2 separate regions of the Mus musculus genome follow, and region 2 is linked to region 1. Evidence: chromatin loops called from intact Hi-C (ENCODE). Cell type or tissue: gastrocnemius. All regions are shown on one strand. Links, peaks and the distances in the headings refer to the core of each region. The heading gives the core; the rest is flanking DNA.

What was found. Hi-C counts contacts between places; a loop is a spot of excess contacts. Peaks named below come from ENCODE experiments on the same cell type or tissue, not always from the same donor. Only the 100,000 strongest peaks of a DNase experiment are listed, where the experiment ranks them.
Region 2: it touches region 1 in a loop (2.4-fold over the local background); 6 of 42 quality-filtered maps call a loop at or near these places.

Annotation. Positions count from the first base shown.
Region 1 is chr12:103,705,585-103,715,475 of GRCm38, forward strand. No RefSeq gene overlaps it. Among named protein-coding and RNA genes, the nearest start is that of Serpina1f, 15 kb to the left of the region's middle. In gastrocnemius, for the core only: CTCF peaks have their summits at 5,000 and 6,106 (motif pointing right); no DNase peak of the experiment used is centred there.
Region 2 is chr12:103,539,450-103,549,340 of GRCm38, forward strand. The region is part of intron 2 of Ppp4r4 (protein phosphatase 4, regulatory subunit 4); the gene reads left to right. Among named protein-coding and RNA genes, the nearest start is that of Ppp4r4, 12 kb to the left of the region's middle. In gastrocnemius, for the core only: a CTCF peak has its summit at 4,860 (motif pointing right); no DNase peak of the experiment used is centred there.

The DNA of each region.
Region 1 (9,891 bases), core at 2,500-7,499:
TTATGAATTACACTATGTTCTGGAGGCATTTGTGGCCATTACCTATGGGTTCCAGACAACTGGCTCCATCAGATTGACAGGGAAGGAAAAGCAAGATTCAGAGTAGTTTCACAACGTCATCAAGGTTACTCAGCCAGGAAAACTGAGCTGGGTTAGGCTAGTCTCCAGCTGCTGGCATGTGCTCTGTGTGCAGCTGAGGCAGTTCCTGTGGCTCTGCCTGCATTGGGCGTGTGGCTTAGGCTCAGAGATAGGCACAGAGAATAGCAAGAGGGTTTTTTTTTTGGTGGGGGGCAGGGGGTAGGGTTCCATTAACTTGTTGGATGATACCTCTGGCAGCTCAGCAGATCCTCTCTGTATCCTGCCACCTGAAGTCAGTCAAGGAGAATCAAGGACCTCTAGAGAGAAACAGTTTTGGGGGTTATGAGGAGGCAAGGAAAAACAAATCTTGATTCTGGATTCTGATTTGGACTTTGACACCAGCCATTTTGTTACAACAAATACTTAAACTTGTCTACATCTTGTTTTAGACAAGGTAGCCGGGGTTGGGGAGGGAGTAAGAATTAAAAGAGAGAGCAATCTGTCACCAGGATGTGACCTTGGGGCAATACGGGATGGGGGTTGGGGGGGGTGGGAAAGAGGAACGAGATAGGTTTTGTAAACTCCTAGTCGTCAACACTAGCTGGGGGCATGGAGCAGAGATGGAATTTGGAGTTGTGAACCCAGATAAGAATGAGTGTGGAGGAGGGAACAGAGGGACACACAGGTTATCTGGAGAGTTAATGAACACATCTCTTCCTCATGGGAGTTCCCATGAGGAAATCAAGGACAGACAGCACCTGGGCAGGAAGGTGGGGGCCCTGAGAGCAGAGGCCAAGGACTTCAGACAGAGCTCTGGAATTTAGATTTGAAAAAAATCTAGGTCTGAAAGGGGTCCTTTCTTTTCTAAGGCAGTCAAGAGCCATTAAACCCCAAAGCCATACTCTAGGTCTGCAGCGTGGTCTGGGTTCCAAAAGCATCAGGGAAAAGAACCCCAAAGATGGAACAAGTGTAGGGGGAAAAAGAGTGGGATTCCCTTAAGCAGGTCTTCTGAAGTGGGTATCCAGAGTTGGGCAGGGGTCCTAAGGCTAGTAACCCAGGCTGAAGAGGAACTTCAACAATGGACCAGGTCAGCCCTGACCAATGCTCCTCAGTGTCCCCACTATGTGCTATGTGCTAGAAAGAGGCTGTTCTTATGTCTAGGCTCTGCCCACAAGAACTACACCTAATGCCTGTTTCCTCTTTTGTGTAGATGGTGCCATAGCTTGGGTTGCTGATTGTGACACGTAGTGCCCACGTGTCAGCCCCTTCCTCGCTGGCGAAGGACTTACTGAGAGTAGTCGGCTGGAGCCAGTGGGAGGCTGGTAGGCTAGATGTGTAGTACTGGTTGTTCCTCATTCTCTTATCCTGGGGCTTTATAGGATGGCAAAGGGTATGCGATACTTGGTCCTTACATGCCCTGGACCCTCTGTACCAATGCATGTGAGCCTGGTCAGGTGATGGTGTGTCCTGAGGGCTTGGTTGTTCTTCCCTGAGCCGACTTAGTCCAGCATAACCAGACAGAGCCATCCATCTGGAAAGGAAAATGTGAGGAGCCCTGTGGCCATGGCAGCCTACCTCAGAGAGCTACTGATGGAGGCCGTGGGTCATCCAGGAAAGTCTTCTGCACGCAACAGCGATGGCCTCAGTGAAGCATGGACCTCTCCCTTCATCTTTTTATATGCCACACAACCTTGCAGTCTGGAGGTGGGACTCAGGGCCAACCTGGAGGCTAATGCTTAGCATCACCTGCTTCTCTCCTGCCCTCCGTGTCCCACATGTCCCCTCTCTGAGAAGGTTATCCACCTGCTGGGCTCTTGGCCCCGAGTTTTCAGTGTTAACTGCATGGAAAAAGGCATTTGCTGATATCATCAGGATAGGAATGTTCACCCAGGGAAAGTCTTTGGATTTGACCTCCCAATGTCATCCCAAGGAGCCTCATTGGAGAGTGGCTAAGAGAATAACGAGAGAGAGAGATAGAGGAGGCAAGGGAAGGACTATTCTTTACAGAGTGTAACTAGCATAAGGGGGTTACATGAGTCACGTCAGCGGCTTCATGGAACCATTGCACTTGACTATTGATACATACATCCTCAGGGGAGGACCCTGAGGGCAAAGACCCCAAGGCCCAGAGCTGCTGAGGAACCTATGTCAGGCTGTGCATCCGACTCTTCCACATTGCAGCCCGATTTATCCTGGCTGGTATTTTTATTGTTGCTGGAGAAGGAGCTTGCTTCAGGGAGAGAACACAGTTCCCTTATTCCTGTTCCAGGAGCCACCACGTGGGCTCTATGATGTAGGTTTATCTCAGGCTGGCACTGAGCTCTGAGGAGGCTGTGTGTTGTCCCTTACACCCTGGGGACCTTCCTAAAACCTCAGAAGCCTTGCTCAGCTTGCAGGTTACACGGGAGTGGTGGGGGAGGGGTGGCTGCTATCTGGCTTTTCTCGGGATTCAGGAAAGGATTTAAACTCCATGCTGACCCTGCATGATACTGACTGACTGACTGACTGATACCCCTCCCCCACTACGGAGCCACTCGCCCTTCAGATGGCACCTGGGACTCAAGTCTTGTCATGAGGAAGTCTACCCGTTGCTAGGGTCCACTTTTGGGTATGCAGAGAGTATTTCAGCAGGATTCTGGGAGGGGACTTGATGTGTAGGCTGCACCTCCCATTTCTGATTGAGTTTCTCTCTAGGATCTGAGAAGGCCCTGCCTCTGTCCTTGCATTGCAGCAGGTCTCAGTGGGGTCCACACTGTTAGCCCAACTCACAGCTCTCAGGCTCACCGCTGATTCCCATGCTGTTTCCTTATCATAGGCGAGGGAACATGAGAACATTAGCTATGCCATCCTTCACTGAGCTCAGAGGGTTTTTTTTTTTTTGTATCCTACTTTGATCTCTCTGTCCCAGAGCAGAGAGGGGACCCTCACTTTGGGGCACCCAGCATTCCTGCAGTGTTACAAGTAGTTTGTCTTAGAACAGAGCAGTTGAGATTGTGTGCACATGGCTACAATGATGGAGCATATGACCAGCCTTGGGCATACCATAGAAAGGGGACCAAGGCAACCTGTGTACCCAAGGCTGCCCCAGATTTCCTTTATTCACAATAAGCTGGCAAAATACTCTATGGCCACAGACGGTGTCATCTGAGTGAAGCTGGTTTTACAAACAAGCAGGAGATAAGCCCGGGCTTCTATCCTGGTTAAAGAAGGGGGGGGGGGGAAGAAAGGAAGCAGGTTACACACTAAAAAAGCAGGGTGCCCTTGCTGGGATAGTGCATAGCAGTGCTGAGTGATCAAAGAACCCTGGAAACCCTAGAAAAGCTGGTGCTCCAGCACAGCAGGTGCCCACTACTGAAAGCTGGAGGCAGCCTACAAAATCTGCCCCAGGGAGGAACCATGTGGTCTTCAAGCAGCAAAGGCACAGGGGCAGGGTGGCCCAAGCCCTTGGGCCACATCCCACCCAATGTGACCCAGAAGCCAGACTTCCTAAGAGTCAATGCTTGCTCTACTGGCTTTCAGATGTGCATCTGAGTCATTCTTACTTCCTTTCTCTCTCTTATCATGTTAGAAATAGCACTCTTCTCCTGTGCCTGCTTTACCATTGTATCTTGGAAGTGTGTTGCTCAGTTTGGCCTTTTGCAGGGCATCAGCTCAGTTTACCTTGAGTCTCAACTGAGACAGTGTGCTTAGGCTTTGAGCAATCCTGCAACAGTTAAGATATTGTGGCTCTTGGGGGGTTAGAATAAACGTGCTTAGGTTTTTGAAATACAGAGACCTATGGTGACTAGAAGCAGAGACCTTGGTGGTCTGAATGTTGACAGTCCTCCCACCCCCCAAAGGCATCTCTAGTAATGTCCCACATCCTGTGATGGAGCATAGTGAAAGGTCATTAAGTCTTTGGGGAGAAGGTTCACCAAGGGGATTGTGGGACAAACCACTCTCTCTGGTTTGCCTTATCTCTGTCTGTTCCCACTGTGATATGCAGCCTTCACTAGAGCTAGGCAGATCACACTACTTAATCTTGGATGGAAACATCAAAACTGTGAGCAAAATAAATCCCATCACTCTGTAAATTTGGCTGCTTCAGGGATGTATTTCGGTCACTTGGAGGGGACCTTTTGTTTTTCCTTCATGTACAGGTGGACACTTTCTGTGAATTACACTGCTACAAACCCTGCTTACAAATTCCTTACCAAAATCCTCTAGCTACATTCAGGTACACGGCTGGGTAAATGTCCTATGACTGGTTAAATTGAGCAAAAATATTTGAGCATGAAAGAGCTTCTCTGACTGAGCATCATGGTGATCTAAGTAAGAAAGTTAAGGCCACTCCCTCCATGAGGTCAGCTGTATTCATAACTGGAGGAAGAAATGACATCAGGTTAGCTTAATGCACTCACATCTTACCTTGTGTGGACATAATTTGGAAGATTTCTGCCTAGGATTGGTTACAATCCAGTTGCTGCGATTGGGCCTTTTGCTGGAAGAACAGAAGGGAGAAGTGCTCAAATGAATTCACTTTGACCCAGAAGTGACTGGCATAGTTGGATGGTATATGTGCTTCAGATTGACCTTTCTACAAAGAAAACGAGAACCTACATCAATAAATACGTAAATTGTATTCTAATACATACAAGATCTTAGTAAAGTTGTGCCTGGAACTTCAGCGTGCTTAGGACCTCGATAAAGGTATGTGACTTGCTGACCACCTGATTAAGGATGGCATTCTAGAAAGATGCAAGAGAAACCTACTTAGAAGGAGAAAGAGAGGGAGAGGGAGAATTGGGAGAAGGGGAAGGGATGGGGGGAGAGGGGAGAGGGGAGAGGAAGAGAGAGACTGGTAGCAAAGTCCTAAATCATGTAGGTAAAACAGGCCTGGTCTCCGTAACCTTCAGGAATGGAAAGAGCATCACCTAGTGGTGATCCTATGGATCATGGCTTTCAAATATGGCATGTGCAGTTGTGGACCTGACCCCACATTTCTTCTCTACAAGTTATTGATTTCACATGTTTTTGCCACAAAGGAAAACTAAGGCTATACAGAGAATTTTGTGATTTTGAGCTCACCCCATCCCCAATCATTTTGACTTCCTCCTACACTGTAAGTCTTTGGTAAAGCTTTTCACACATTGTCACCCTTTGAGGAAATGAAGAGTGTTAGGATGGAAATGTAGGAGCTGTTAAGAAGAAAGAGTCATTGTGGAGACAGACCTTGTCATTGGCTCTACATTGGCTACAAGTTTCATCCTTTTTGCTGTGATAGAATACCCAGACAGAAAGCAATTTAAGGGAGAAAGAGATTGTTTTAGCTCATAGTCTCAGATTGCTGTCTATAACTGTGGGGAAGTCAAGACGGGAGCTTCCAACCCACAATCAAGAACAGAGAGAAATGAATGCATGCTTACCTGCTTGCTTCTGCTCAACTTGGTTTCTCCACTCTTAGATAGTTGAGGGCCCTATGCATAGGGAATGGTGCTGTTCACAGTGGACTGGGACTTCCTGCCTTAATTAAAATAAGAAAATCCCCTACAGACGTGCCCCCAGGCAATCCTTAGTGAGACTCTTCAGGGATGATTGTAGGTTGTGTCAAGTTGACAATTATACCTCCCTATTACATGACTTACGTCCTACAAGCCTATCTTCTTTGAAGACTTGGCATGCTTAGCTTCCTCTTTATGTTCAATGGGTGTGTAGTCCTAGGGCCCAAGAGGATCATCTTCAGTTGTCAAGTGTGAACCCACACTTTTATGCTCCTAATTATAGCTGCAGAACAGGTAGTGAGAAGAAATTGGTAGGTTTATTTCCAGTGAGGTCAAAAGACAGTAATTTCCAGGAGAACCAACCATGGAGTTCTTGACTGTGACCAGTTTGGCTGGCGTCAGCCAGTGGGCTGAGAAAAACTTTGATTTGATGAGAATAAACCCTTGCACAGTGTACTAAAAAGCCTTATAACATTTAGTCACCAGAATTCAGCAAGGTGGGAGATCTTTGGAGATGAGCCCTTCCAGTAATTATCTCCTAAGGGTTCCTAGTACCCAAGGCCTGCTTCGGATTGTACCACTAGAGGGTGTCATGTGCCACAGCTCCCTTCTGCCCACCACTGTCCCTCCCAGCTGCCAGACACTGACAAAAACATAAGTCCTTTAGAGAGCAGCACTTGCAGAGGCCCTCCTTGTGGACCCATCATCTCTCTCCGGAGCCCCAAAACATCTCATTGGTGTTAACACCACCATAGTAAAACAAAACAGAACAGAAATAAAAAACAAAACAAAAAAAAAACAAAAACAAACAAAAAACCAAAAAACCAACAAACAAACAAACAAACAAAAAACCCAAAAAACCAAAAAAACCAAAAACCAAAAACCAAAAAACAAAAACCCAACCAACTCAACCAGAAAAAATAACATCCACAGCCTAGGTCTTCAGCGCAGCCATAAACACTGCTGATAGGACTATAAATGAGCTGCACAGAGACCACACTGGTGAGTGCATCCAGGATTCAAATGAACACACCACACCTCACAGATACCCAGCCCGACCCATAGGAAATAGAGTCTTGCCATTAATCAAAGCCCACAGAGTTGGAGAAGGCAGATGCTGCTTTAGAAGCGGGCAGACACACAAAGATACAAGGAAGAAAAAGTTAGGGAGCATGGTGTCTCCAGTGGGACAAAGGAATTTCCCTGTCCCAGATTCCCCATCTCAAAGGGATTTAAGCGATTCTTGAAAATTGAATTTATTTATTTTATTTAGTTTTAAATTTTTGCAACCTTTTATTTTATTTTTTTGTTAGACTTTTTTTATTAGATATTTTCTTTATTTACATTTCAAATGCTATCCCGAAAGTTCCCTCTAAAATGATATTCTCCTGAGTACTCAGGAATACACAAGAGAATGCAAATGAACAGCTCAGTGAACGATTAAAGAAATTGTTAAGCTCCAAATGAGAAACTTCAAAAGTCACAGATAATCATGGAAAAAATCAACAGGTTTTGTAGATGAAGAAGTCAATGTATGTGTTTTTAAAAATATCATTGAGAGTCACAACAGCCATCTAGATCAAGCAGAAAAAAAAAGAATGCCTTTTTAGATCTTTGCACATGGCGGGCACGTCTCTACCATTAAGATGACCTGTCAATGACCTGTCTTGAGCACATAAGCCAGGTAGGGGTTGTGGAGTGAGAGAATCAAGAATAGGTTTATCTGACAAGGCTGTTGATATGATGCTATAGAAATAGATATTCCCATCATGGTGATAAAAGTGAGAGAGGAGACGACTAGAAAACGTAATTAATGAAATAGGGCAAGGCTCCTCGCCTGGGAGAGAAACATGGACTCCCGATCTATGAAACTCATAGACTCCCAGCTGCACCCACAAGCGCATTCCAAACAAGTTAAAAGTCAAAGGTGAAGGGTCACAAAGGCAGCAAGAGAGCAAGTGGGGATGTTTCCTGTAAGGGAGTCTTCCTTAGACTAAAAACAGAAGGCTCAGTGGGAACCTTGCGCTTCCCTAGAGGATGAAAAGCCATTCTCAAACTGCTAAACAAAAAGTCCTATACAGCTGAGAACATTACAGCCTCTTCAAAGATGGTGGACAGAAATGAAGTCCTAAGACAAGCAAACCTATCCAATGCTGTGATTTTCCGTGGTCTATCTTCTTTATTACAACCTCACCACCCTTAGTTTAGGGGTTCCAGGGGTGCCTGGTCAGAAAGACACTTGTTCCATAGAAGTGTCAGGGGGAACACCCTATGGTGTAAAGCCACAACATAAGAATGGCCGACAAAGCATACCCAATTCCTGGGTAAGAACTTTATTGGCTCAGTTGGGTTGGGTACAAACACATAATGGTTTGATCGCTCTGTGCCTTGAGGCTCCTCAAATTCCCACAAATGCCCCAGCCTGAGACCCAGTGAGAGGACCTGATCTTAGAGTCTTATTGTTTGTGCTCTACCCATAATGAGTGCTTCAATCTGATTTAAAACACAGGTCACCCAAGGCAGCATGGTTAAACTTGTTCAACAAGAGGACTATGAACTAAAATTCTCAGGGGCAGGGGGAGTCCTGTGTTAGAGATTCCTCAAGGCTGATCACGTGGTTAGAGCTTTTGTGGCTGCATTTACAGGTCAGGAGGTACATAATCCAGGGTTTTCTTTAGCCTCTTCTGTAGCTCTCCCCCCGCCCCAATCTCTTTATTTGACCTAGCATTCTTGTGACAAATAGGTTAATAGATATTTTTTTTTGAATTTACAAAAATGCATTCCTAAAGCTAGCCACCAGGTCTATTCCCTTATTTGGCCACTTCCTCCTCCTGAGGCTGACTTCCAAGGTCCAGCTCTCAAAGTATTGAAGTCCAGAAATCAAACTTTTAAAAATTTTCCTGATTTATAGCCTTATTTGTTCTGTCTCTGTCTCTGTCTCTCTCTCTGTCTCTGTCTCTGTCTCTCTGTCTGTCTGTCTGTCTTTCTGTCTCTCTCTCTCTCTCTCTCTCACACACACACACACACACACACACACACACACACACACACACACACACACACTACATGAAACTGTTTCCCTGGTGAAATGTCTTTGGGGTAAGCTAACTTGTGTTCCCAGGTCACAGACACTCATCCTTGACTCCCGAGTAAACTGTTCCCTCTGAGGTGAGGTCTGTGTTATTGTGTCAGAACAAACTGTGTTTGGAAACCCTCGCCCAGCCCCTACCAGGAAGAGCCTGTTGAAGTGGATAGATAGATTTTGAGGCGAGTCCCTCTTACTCCAACTGGTGTTCCTCGTGGGTTTGTCACTTCGCCTCTCGGTGAAACTACCCCATGTTTAATGTCAGCGAGACGGAGACCCAGCTGGAACAGGGTGGTGAGGGTGACTGGACCTTGAAAGCAATCATTTGTTGTGGGATTGATCACTTTCCCCACAAAAAGAAGGCAATTGGTTATTCATCTTTAATGACAAATACGAAGGGCCTGTTGAAGTAGATAGATAGATTTTGAGGCGAGTCCCTCTTACTTCAACTGGTGTTCCTTGTAGGTTTTGTCACTTCCTCTTCGAAGGTCAGTACAGTCTTGTGCACAGCCTATAGGGGAAGAAGCCAAGGTAGGTTGGAGGTAGGTTGTACCCAACCCAGGCCGAAGCCAAGCCCCATGTGTGAGCCTCATCCCCGGAAAGCCTCACTGTGGTCGTGTCCTTCCCATGCCCCCCTCAACCTTAACCCCAGTGGTCAATAGAAGCCTTTCCCTCTGTGTTCCTCCCCAACACAGACAGGTGGCTCGCCTCTCGGCTCAGCTCCTTTCCTGAATGGCACCTCTCAGTAGCCTTAGATGGCCCCTTCAGAGGGGCCCGCTGTACTTCGTGTCTCCTGTAAACACGTTCCCTTTCCCGTGTGTGAGGGGACAAAGGTTTCTGGAAGCGATCCTATATGAATATAGGTAAGTTGGATTCCAGGGAATTAATAGCCCTGGGCACATATAAAATTAAGAGTCACTGGGTCCCACTCAAGGAGATCATGGTGGGAGCATATGATTCCTTATCCTGTGTCTGCTCCCTGATCCTGCATTTGCCAAGATGTATCTGTGAGATGAGTCTGTGAGAACACCCGTGTCTCTGTCCCTCTGCCCCTTCCTCAGCCTCATGTCTCATCTGTCCCCACACTCCCTTTGGGCCTCCTGACAGCTAGGATACTGCCATGGTAACACGATCTCACCTTGTCGAGCTTCAGGGGAGCATCCTGTGTGACCTCTGAGAGGTCAGCATCATGGCTGAAGATCTTGGTGATGCCCAGTGTGCTCAGGATGGTCTTCAGATCATAGAATG
Region 2 (9,891 bases), core at 1,888-6,887, 170 kb before region 1:
TATTTATTGGGTTAGCCAGTAGCCTCCTGCAGACTCATTCCATTCTCTTCAGCCTCTTGAAGAGGGTAGTTGCTTTTCTGACATCGCAGATGAGTTTGTCTGACTTAGAATTGTATGTGACAGGCACCACAGTAAGTCTCTCTCTCTCTCTCTCTCTCTCTCTCTCTCTCTCTCTTTCTCTCTCTCTCTCTCAGTTTCTCTCTGTCTCTCTCTCTCTGTCTCTCTCTGTCTCTCTCTGTCTCTCTCTCTCTCTCTCTGTGTGTGTGTGTGTGTGTGTGTGTGTGTGCATGTGTGCCTAGTCTCCTTTGCTCAACATTACAGAGAGCTATCCATATTGATTCAAGAAGCACTAGATAGTTTGTTCGTAGTTTGTTTTCATTTCTATATGTTATTCTTTTAAGAGTGATCACAACTTAAGATGCCTGTGGTGGATATTTACCTGGCTTCTAGTTTGGGATTTTTATGCAGAATGCTGCTGTAAGCATTATATACAAGTGTTTTAGCAAATAGATGTATTTCTCTGTTATCTTTTCTAGAAATATAGAATTAATTGGTTGAAGCATACTACAATGTCTAGCTTGAAAGAGCTGCCTAGTGGTTTTTGAAGTGCTGTTATCAGTCTCTATTTCTGTCAGCAGTGTCTAAGCATCCCAGTTGGCATATTTTTAAGGAACAAAAGTGACAAACTTCCTAGCACAGCAGCAATGACCTGTTAACAGCTTTGGATGTTTCTGTCCTTTGTCCTGACTTTCTCATGTCTGCTAGCTTCTCTTCCTTCCCCACAGGAGAGTTTCTGTATGCTTTTACACCTGGTGTCTGTCCTGCCTAGGCTGTGGTTAGAAGGTTTCTGTCCCTTTCCTTGTCGTCTGTTTTGAGGACAACCACAGGAGGCATCTGCTTTCTTTTTTCCTGTATACAGAAGCTTCAGGTTATAGGACGTGAGATGTTCTGTGTGTTTGTTTCAGAAGGAGAAGCAAAGTGGGTGTTAGAGTTCTTTGCCTTTTTGTCTGGAAGTTCCACTCCAGGTCCCTATACTTTTAATGGTTTCAAGAGATTCTATTTTTAAAAATTGCTGAGGTTACATCCCTTGTGAAATTGATGTCCGACTCACTTACCCTTTTACATAGAGGTTTCGGGTCTGCATATTCATTGTTTGGCTGGGACAATGTTTTCTTTATTAAGTAAGAGTTATAGATGGAGCGCAGCTGCTTGTGTTCCACCATTGCTAAGGGCAAATGACTTTAGTTCCTGGCAAACTATGAATTCCCTGTCTTGGAAAAGTTCTAGGTCTCTGACTATAAGAGACCTGAAGATAATTTTTCATCCCCTGTTCCTTGTCGTCTGATCTGAGGACAACCACAGGGGGCATCTGCTTTCTTTTCCCTATATTCTGAAGCTTCAGGAAGTGCTCCCTGTGAATCAGAAGACAGAGCAGTCTCACGGAATCTGCCCGAAAAGCTTAAAAATAAAAAATGGACTATTTTCATCATTGTAAAAGTGACCCATATAATGTCATTGGAAAGGCCTGGCATTTAATAGCATGATGCTCCTATGAGAGACCGGGGTGAGTTTTCATCTTGTAACTACAGCTATTGACTACTCATAAAATACTTAGAAATTTCTATAATAAAACATCATAGAATTATTTAAAATAAATGATTATATATATTTGAATACAGTATAGACTAACTCATGTAATTATAATGTAGCTGTAATAAACATATGTAAGTTTTACATACATGTATATATTTTCACTCTGTACATACCTTTCGGGTATAGGTAAGGATTGAATTTTATCCTAAAGAGTAGAATTGGGTTCCCAGTAAACATTTGGAATTGTGTTCTGTAACTTGAAGCCCTAAGTTGAAATTAACAGTGGTTTCTTAGTGTTTACATCAAGAATTAGTATTTACTATAACCAGTGATAAAAATCATACTTGTCAAATTAGGGCTAAATGAAGGCAGTGAAACAATTCAACAAGCTCTCGTAATCATTGACATCTGTACGTCTTTGCCATGGACATTTAAGTTAGTGCAAAGTCTTTCATGGCCCATGTTGGCCATCAGAGTAGGAGTCAGGGAAAAAAATGCTGAGGTACAGGTTCTCATAGTCTCTCTTTCTGCCTTATCCTCGTAAGACTGGTATATGATAATGACATCAGAATTGTTGAATATCTTATATGCCCTTCTTGATCATGTGCCTTGTGATGGAATCTTCCTTCCAATAAGATATGTTAATAAGGGAAACAAATTATAGCTTAGCTAGCATTTACTTTATAATGAATCTTATGAATTTAAATTGAAATACCAAATATTTATCAAGCATTCACATGCCAGGCTTCTCTTAAGAAATGGATGGGGGTATACTAACAAATACCTGTGTTCAAGGAAGTCATCGTTTAGGAAGCAAGTGAATTTTACAGATTTTTAATAGCATAGTAGTCATCCTGGATTCACAAGTATTTTTAACATCGAGTCAGTTGTATGTGGAGACTGAGGCTCACTCATTCCCTGTGATGCAGTGTCCCTTCTCTGAGCCCAAGCCCAGTCTAATTCTCAGATCAGAAAACACCTAATCTAAGTAGCAACACTAATACTTAAGTTGTAGGAAAGCAGAAAGGATGCCAGAAAATGTGTGTAGACAGCAGTTGCTTGATACAGAATTGTGTGTTCAGCAAAAGGTGATTTTTTTTTTTAATTATCCTTTTAGATCACCTGTTTTCAGGGCACAACCTACTTCTTTTACTTTTGATGTAGAGGGAAATTTCCATGCAGAAGCATTGCATAGTGAGACTTTTCTCTCTGGATTTCTAAGGTACACTGTCCAGCCCCTCCCACAGTTTGATGAAAATTACTGTGCTGAGGTATACCTTACATCAGTTAAACATATAGTTTGATGATTTTGTAAAGCAGATCCCTTCCGTGACCAGCATTTCAGTCAACAGATAGACCGTGTACACTGGCGTCCTTTTTCAGTTAATCCCTTCCCTGACCCTAGGCAACCACTGATGGCTTTTATGGCGTCCATCAGCTTTGCTCATTCTAGAATGTACACACGTGTCTTCATAACTCCTGGATAAGTACTTTAGAATGGAATGCAGCGAGTCATGAGCAAGTGTAGGTTTTTCAGTGTTACAGCTTTATTGAGATATAATTGACATCCAGGAAGCCGTATGTATTCAGAGAAGTCTAGTGAGTATTTACTTTTGTCCTTCTCTGTGAAACTGTTATGATCAGGTAATAAACATTTTAGCCACCCACAAAAGCCACTTGTACCCTCATCCCCTTGTCATCCTTGTTACCTGTTTCCCAGTGCTTCCTCCACTCAGGACAATTGTGGATCTGGTTTTTAGTACTATAGGTTGGTTTTCAATTTAAGGGATTTTATGGATGTGAATAGTGAAGATGATGTTCTTTTTTGTACAGCTTCCTTCATTTGTACAATGAGGTTGAAGGTCATGTATGATTGTCCCGCTTTATGGATGCGAGCCATTTTGTTGTCAGTTGATGAACATTTGGGTAGTTTTGGGTAGTTTGGGAAATTTGTGTAGTTTTTGAGTATTGAAAAATTAAGTGACTGTAAACATTAATTTACAAATCTTTCTGTGAACTGATCATGGTAGCACATGATGTGATTCTTCAATGTAGGAGGTAAAAACAGAAGGTTCAGGAGTTCAAAGACAGCCTCAAGTACGTAGTGAATTTAAGGGTTAGATTGAGGTACATGAGATCCTGTTTCAAATGTGTGTGTGTGTGTGTGTGTGTGTGTGTGTGTGTATTGTGTGCTTTTCTTGCTCACTATTAAACATCTAGACGTATGTGGTGTGATGTGGCATGGAGGCACATACATTTATTCCAGCTTTTGGGATGCAGAGACAGGTTGATCTCTGTAAGTTAGAGGCCAGCCTGATCTATAAAGCAAGTTCCAGAAGTGGACTGACCAGGTTGTATGCAGGGTCTACGTTTATATTTTTATGAAATACTCAAATGCTCTTGAGTGATGATTCTATTTTATGTGTCAGGCTGTATGAGCAGTCTCTGTAATTTTAAGCCATGTTAGTGTGTGTAATGATATTTCATAATAGTCATAGTTTGGATTTCCCAATGGCCAGTGGAGGTCATGTTTATTTATGAAGCAGTCATAAGCAGTCTTTTTTGGTGATGCATCTGTTTGAATCTTTGCTTACTGTTGGATATCCTTTCCAAATATTTCTCCCAGCTGGTGGCTTGCCTTTTGATTTTTAAAAGTATATCTTTTGAAAAGTAAAACCTGCTAGGCAGTGGTGGCGCACACCCTTAATCCCAGCACTGGGGAGGCAGAGGCAGGCAGATTTCTGAGTTCGAGGCCAGCCTGGTCTACAAAGCGAGTTCCAGGACAGCCAGGGCTACACAGAGAAACCCTGTCTCGAAAAAACAAACAAAAAAAAAAAACATACAAAATAAAAAAGTAAAACCTTTTAATTTTGTTGAGACATGGTTAATTGATGTTTTTCTTTATGTCTTATTTATTTTCTATATCTTATTTATAGAGATCTTTGCCTAACAGGTCACCAAGATTTTTTTTTTACCTTTTTTTGAAGACATTTTAAGAGTTGAGGTTTTGCATTTTAGAGCTATGCTACATTTTCAGTTAAAGTTCATAAATGCTACAAGAATAGATCTTAATGTCTCTTCAATATGGCTTAAGTAACTTTGCTATTGTAAAATCAGGTATTTGGCTTCTGTTTCTGTCACCTAACCGCTTCAGTTGCTGGTTCTCCTGGTTCTCCTGGTGTTAAAGAGATGGACTGAGCTTTAGAGAACACGTCCTTTTGATTCTAAGATGAGGATATTGAACAGCAGTTTCACAGTTTAACCACTAGATGGTGCCAGTAGAGACGATTGTTGGGTGAACCATCAAGATGGACAGCCTCAGAGCCAAAGTGGATAGGAAAAGCCTCAACTCTACACAAAAAGCTCTAAGCACCTGAGGAAAGCTGGGAGCAGCAGAGGTGGGCTTCCCCAGGGAAGAGCACGACAATGGGTTGTCCAGTGCCAAGTTGTCAACACTGAAGAGACATACAAATGACATGGTATGGACTGAGCAGGTCATGCTTAGGAATACATATACAGTGTGTGCACTGACATATACATAAATAGTGTGTGCACTGACAGTAGTGAGAAAAAGAGACCATGAATTTTAAGGAGAATGGGAAAAGGCATAAGGGAAGACTTGAAGGGACGAAAAGGGAGAAATGTTTTAATTATAATTTAAAAAATAAAATAAAAAGGTCATGCTTAAGGTAGTTATTCATAACTCAGAAAGTGGCTGCGTTTCATTATGGATTGGATTATGGAATACAATCAAACCACAGATATTTCTTTTGCTAACCTGGAAAAATTGGGTTTGAATTTTAAATTTTAAATTCTTTCTAAAGAGCTTTTCAAATTGTAGTTATATTTTTAGCAATATTTGGGGGCAAAATGAGTTGTAGGTAGCATACAGATGTTTATATCTTTAAGTATAAAAATAAGACTGGGGAGTTAAACCCCTGATGGAGTGAAAACTACCACAGAAGTTCCTATCCTCTCTGAGATTTGTATTTTATGGTATGGTGCTTTGCTTGCCTGTATGTCTGTGAACCATGTGCATGCCTGGTACCCTTGGAGGTCAGAAGAGGGCATTTGATGTCCTGGAACTGGAGTTACAAATGGTTGTGAGCTGCGGTGTGAGTGCTAGGAATTGAACCTAGGTCCTCTGAAAGAACAGTCAATACTTGTAGCCACCGAGCCAGCACTCCAGCCCATCACTGAAGTTCTGTAATGTGTTATAAACTGGATTTGCTTTAAAGTAACATCACAAGCTCTTTAATTACTGTTTATAAAATATGTTTGCTTACTACAGATGTCTATTGCAGTGATGAAACAGCGTGACCCAAACCAATTTGGGGTGGAAAGGGTTTATTTCACTCACAGTTCCACAGAACAGAGTCCATCATCAAAAACACTGAGGGCAGGACCAAAAACAGCAGAGCAAAAGTAGCCCTGGAGGCAGGAGCTGGTGCAGAAGCCATGGAATAGGTGCTGCTTATTGGCTTGTTCCTCGTGGCTTGCTCAGCCTACTTTCTTATAGAACTCAGGACCACCAGCCCAGGAATGGCACCACCCACAATGGTTTTAGATAAATCAAGTTCAGCGGGTCTCAACTTTCCTACTGCTGAAATCCTTTAATATAGTTCCTCATGCTATGGTAACCCCCAGCCATAAAATTATTTTCATTTCTATTTCATAGCTGTAATTTTGCTACTGATATGATATAAATATCTGTGTTTTCTGATGGTCTTATGAGACCCGTGTGAAAGGATTATTCAGCCTCCTTCCCCAATTAGCCAGCACAAAAACTATGATCTATATTTGCTTGAAAACTACATAGTTCCAAAGAGGGAAAGGATTCACCAAAAGGCAGCTTGGTCATATTGTGGGGGAAGATGCCTCTTGGTATGACTCTGATGGGAGCGGGGTGGCTTTTGATATGGATGCACAGGAGACCCTACTTATATCATGACGAATTGTGTTAGATGTTTCTGGATTTAATGCTTTGTTGAGGACCTTTCTCTGCTCTCTATGTCCATATATGTGTATGTATGTGTGTTTGCATGTGGAGGCCAGAGCTTGATGGTATCTCTCTTAATTGTTTTCCATCTTAGTTTTTGAGACAGAGTCTCTCACTAAGCCCTTGTAGATTTGGCTGAACTGGCTGGCTGAGAGGGAGCCCCAGATGCTCCTGTACCCACCTCCCCAGACATGTGCTGCTGTTCCCAGCTTTTACTTGGTCTGGGGGTCAAACTCACATCCTCTTGCTTGCAAAAAGCACTTTCCCAACAGAATCATCTCCTAGCCTCTAGGACTTCTCATCCATGCTAAGGAGAGGCCATGGTCTGTAGTTTTCTCTTCCTGTGTCCTTTGCCTTCTTGTTTGCTGTAACATTCAGAAAGTATATTGAGGAGGGGCTTCCTATTTCTGGATGTAGTTTTATAGAAATGGTGCTCTTGCCTCAAATATGGGGTAGATACTTATAAATAAGCCACCTAATGGTAAACTTTTTTTTTTTGTAACCCCTGTAGACTTCTCTAATAGATGTAGGACTGTTTGCACTGTCTGTTTCTTCTTCAGTGGATTTTGGTAGTCTGTTAGGTTCTTACTGTGCTCTGTCTATGTTATGAAGATTGGGGTATGTGATGCTGGTGCTCCATACTGCTTTCTCAGTGCTTGCGACTGGCAGTGCAGTCCCTGTGATTTCCGAGGTTGGTGTTTTGTGGCTTCTTGCCTTTTCCTTGGTCAGTATAGCTGGAGCTTTATCAACCAGCTTTTGATGACAGCTTTGTCTAAGGCTTTGCTGTTCTCAGTTTTATTGACTTTTGCTCTACTTTCTGCTATTTCTTTCCTTTTCCATGCTTTGTATTTAGTTTTTGTTCCTGTACCTAGTAAAAATTAAATGGCTACAGAAATAGGCCATGTGATCTTACTGGACCACTGTCATCTGTGTGGTCCATTGGTGGCACAAAGGTCTTTATACAACACTACTGCATCCTTGTTATAGAACATATATAAGGTAATAGATGGTAATAGGTATGTTAATTAGCTTTATTCTGGTAAACTACTCCACAGTATGTACATTTCTCAAAGCATCCTGATGGCTATGTGTGCGTGCGTGTGTGTGTGTGTGTGTGTGTGTGTGTGTGTGAGTGTATGATTGTAAGCTGTCAATTTACCTTATAAGAGGTAAGATCTCACTATGTTGTATATCTTGAATAGATATAAATTTTGTCAGTTATACCTCAGTGAAGCTTAAAATCCCCTTTTATAGGTTTTCTTTAATATTAGTACTTTATATATTATTAAAAGAATTGGTAGACTTGCCTAAAATACTTACTTTTCTATGAGGAACATTAAGAGGAAAATTGACTTTCTTAAGGAAAGTATGCAGGTGTGAAATGAAGTGAGGAATTATTTAGGAACTTATGAAAGGTCTTACAGGACCAATCAATAACTGTTTAATCAGGTTCTTGCTTTATGGTGATTATTCTTTCACCCTGATAGTTGGATGACTTTGAAGAATTTCCTGGTTGCTGTCTTTACCATCACAAAGTGAAGGCCACAGGGAGGTTCTTTGTATTTCTAAACCCCTGTTTAACTCCCACATTCCCGAATTCTATTGTGTCCTATTGTGTGCTGCCTTTCATGTTACAGATGGCTGGCTGAAGGTCTCTCTGGTCTTCTTGGGTCGATATCATGAGTAGGTGAGAGGAGCAGCTAGATAGTGTGATATCCCTGAGCTCTTGTGTTTCAGGGGCTTACAGGCCAGGCTTTCAAACCTACAAGCCATAGCCCTCCAGCTTGAGAACTAGGGCCTCATGGCTCCAAGCTTTCTAGACCAGACAGGCTTACTTGAAGCTTGGGGCACAGGCCAGTGATTTACTGCTTTGGGCTGTGAATGCCTGTGCCTTCTTGCATACAACTGTTAGTCTTGCAGCCCTTGATCTTGGGTTGTTGTGTCTTTTCTTCTTAACCTTCGGCAGCCCTATGGATGCCCTTTCGGCAACTCTGTCTGCATCGGCTCTGCTCCGTGGTCTGTCTCATTCTGCAGTCCTTTATTATAGCATTCCTTAGTCTGTGCTCCCTGTTGCTCTCTGGAACTCTTAAGCCACCTTCTAAGGGGTGAATGAATAAGTCATTCTGTAGCAAGTTTTAGTTGCTGCTTCAGGATTCTTGGGGCTGAAAGGTCAAGACTTCACTCATTTTTTGGAATTACCTGCTCAGTTTGTTCTACCTGTAGTAAAAACTTCAAACAGACAATCAAAGTCCATTTGGGCAAACCTTTATTGGAGCCTAAAGCTGCAGTACAGAGGGCAGTGCACCAAAGAGAAGCCACAGGAGTTAAAAACAGCATGTTTAGACAGGCAGTGGTGGTGCACGCCTTTAATCCCAGCCCTTGGGAGGCAGGTGAATTTCTGAGATGAGACCAGCCTGGTCTACAGAGTGAGTTCTAGGACAGCCAGGGCTACACAAAGAAACCCTGTCTAGAAAAAACAAAACAAAACAAAACAAAACACAACCCCCCCACCAAACAAACAAATAAACAAAACAAAACAAAGCAAAAGACCAGTGTGTTTTATATAGCCACAGGGGCCTGGCATGCTTGTGAGCAGCCTTTCACCAGTAAGTCTGACTTACTTCACAGTGCCTGCTCCTTGTCCCAATCACATGCTGTAAATATACTCCAGCCACAGGTCTGTAAACACGGACCACAGGCCTTTCGATGAGTCGGTGTGGAGGTGCTCCCTTGTGAGACATCCTAAGTGAGGTTAGCTGCAGGGTAAAGTAAGTCACCTCTTTCACTGAGCCTTACTGTCATTGCATATTGTCTGGAGTGCTTGTTCAAAGCCTCCTGAAACAGAAGTGAGGACGGTTGTAGCAGCTGAAGTGTTCCTTGTAGTTGGGGTGGAGTTTCCTCAGGACAGTCAGAGTGTTCAAAGCAGCCAGCTGCCGTGGTGACAGTTCAGCTGACTGCTTTTAAAAATAGTTTTCACATTTATTTTTCATGCATGTGCATGTATATATGTACACATGTCACAGCACATGTGTGGCATTCCGAGGACAGCTTGTGGGAATGGGTCCTTCTCCCATGTGGGTCCTGGGACTTGCACTTAAGTTGTCAGAGCCATTTAACTGACCCAGAAGAGACTTCTTGAGCTTTAGGGAACCAGGCACAATGTTTTGAAAGCTGTCAAACAAGTGGTTCTCCGACCCATATCTGATAGCTTTTGGCCATTTAAAAAAAAATCAAAGGGCTGGAGAGATAGCTAAGTGGTTAAAAGCACGTACTGTTTTGGCAGTGAACCTTAGTTTGAT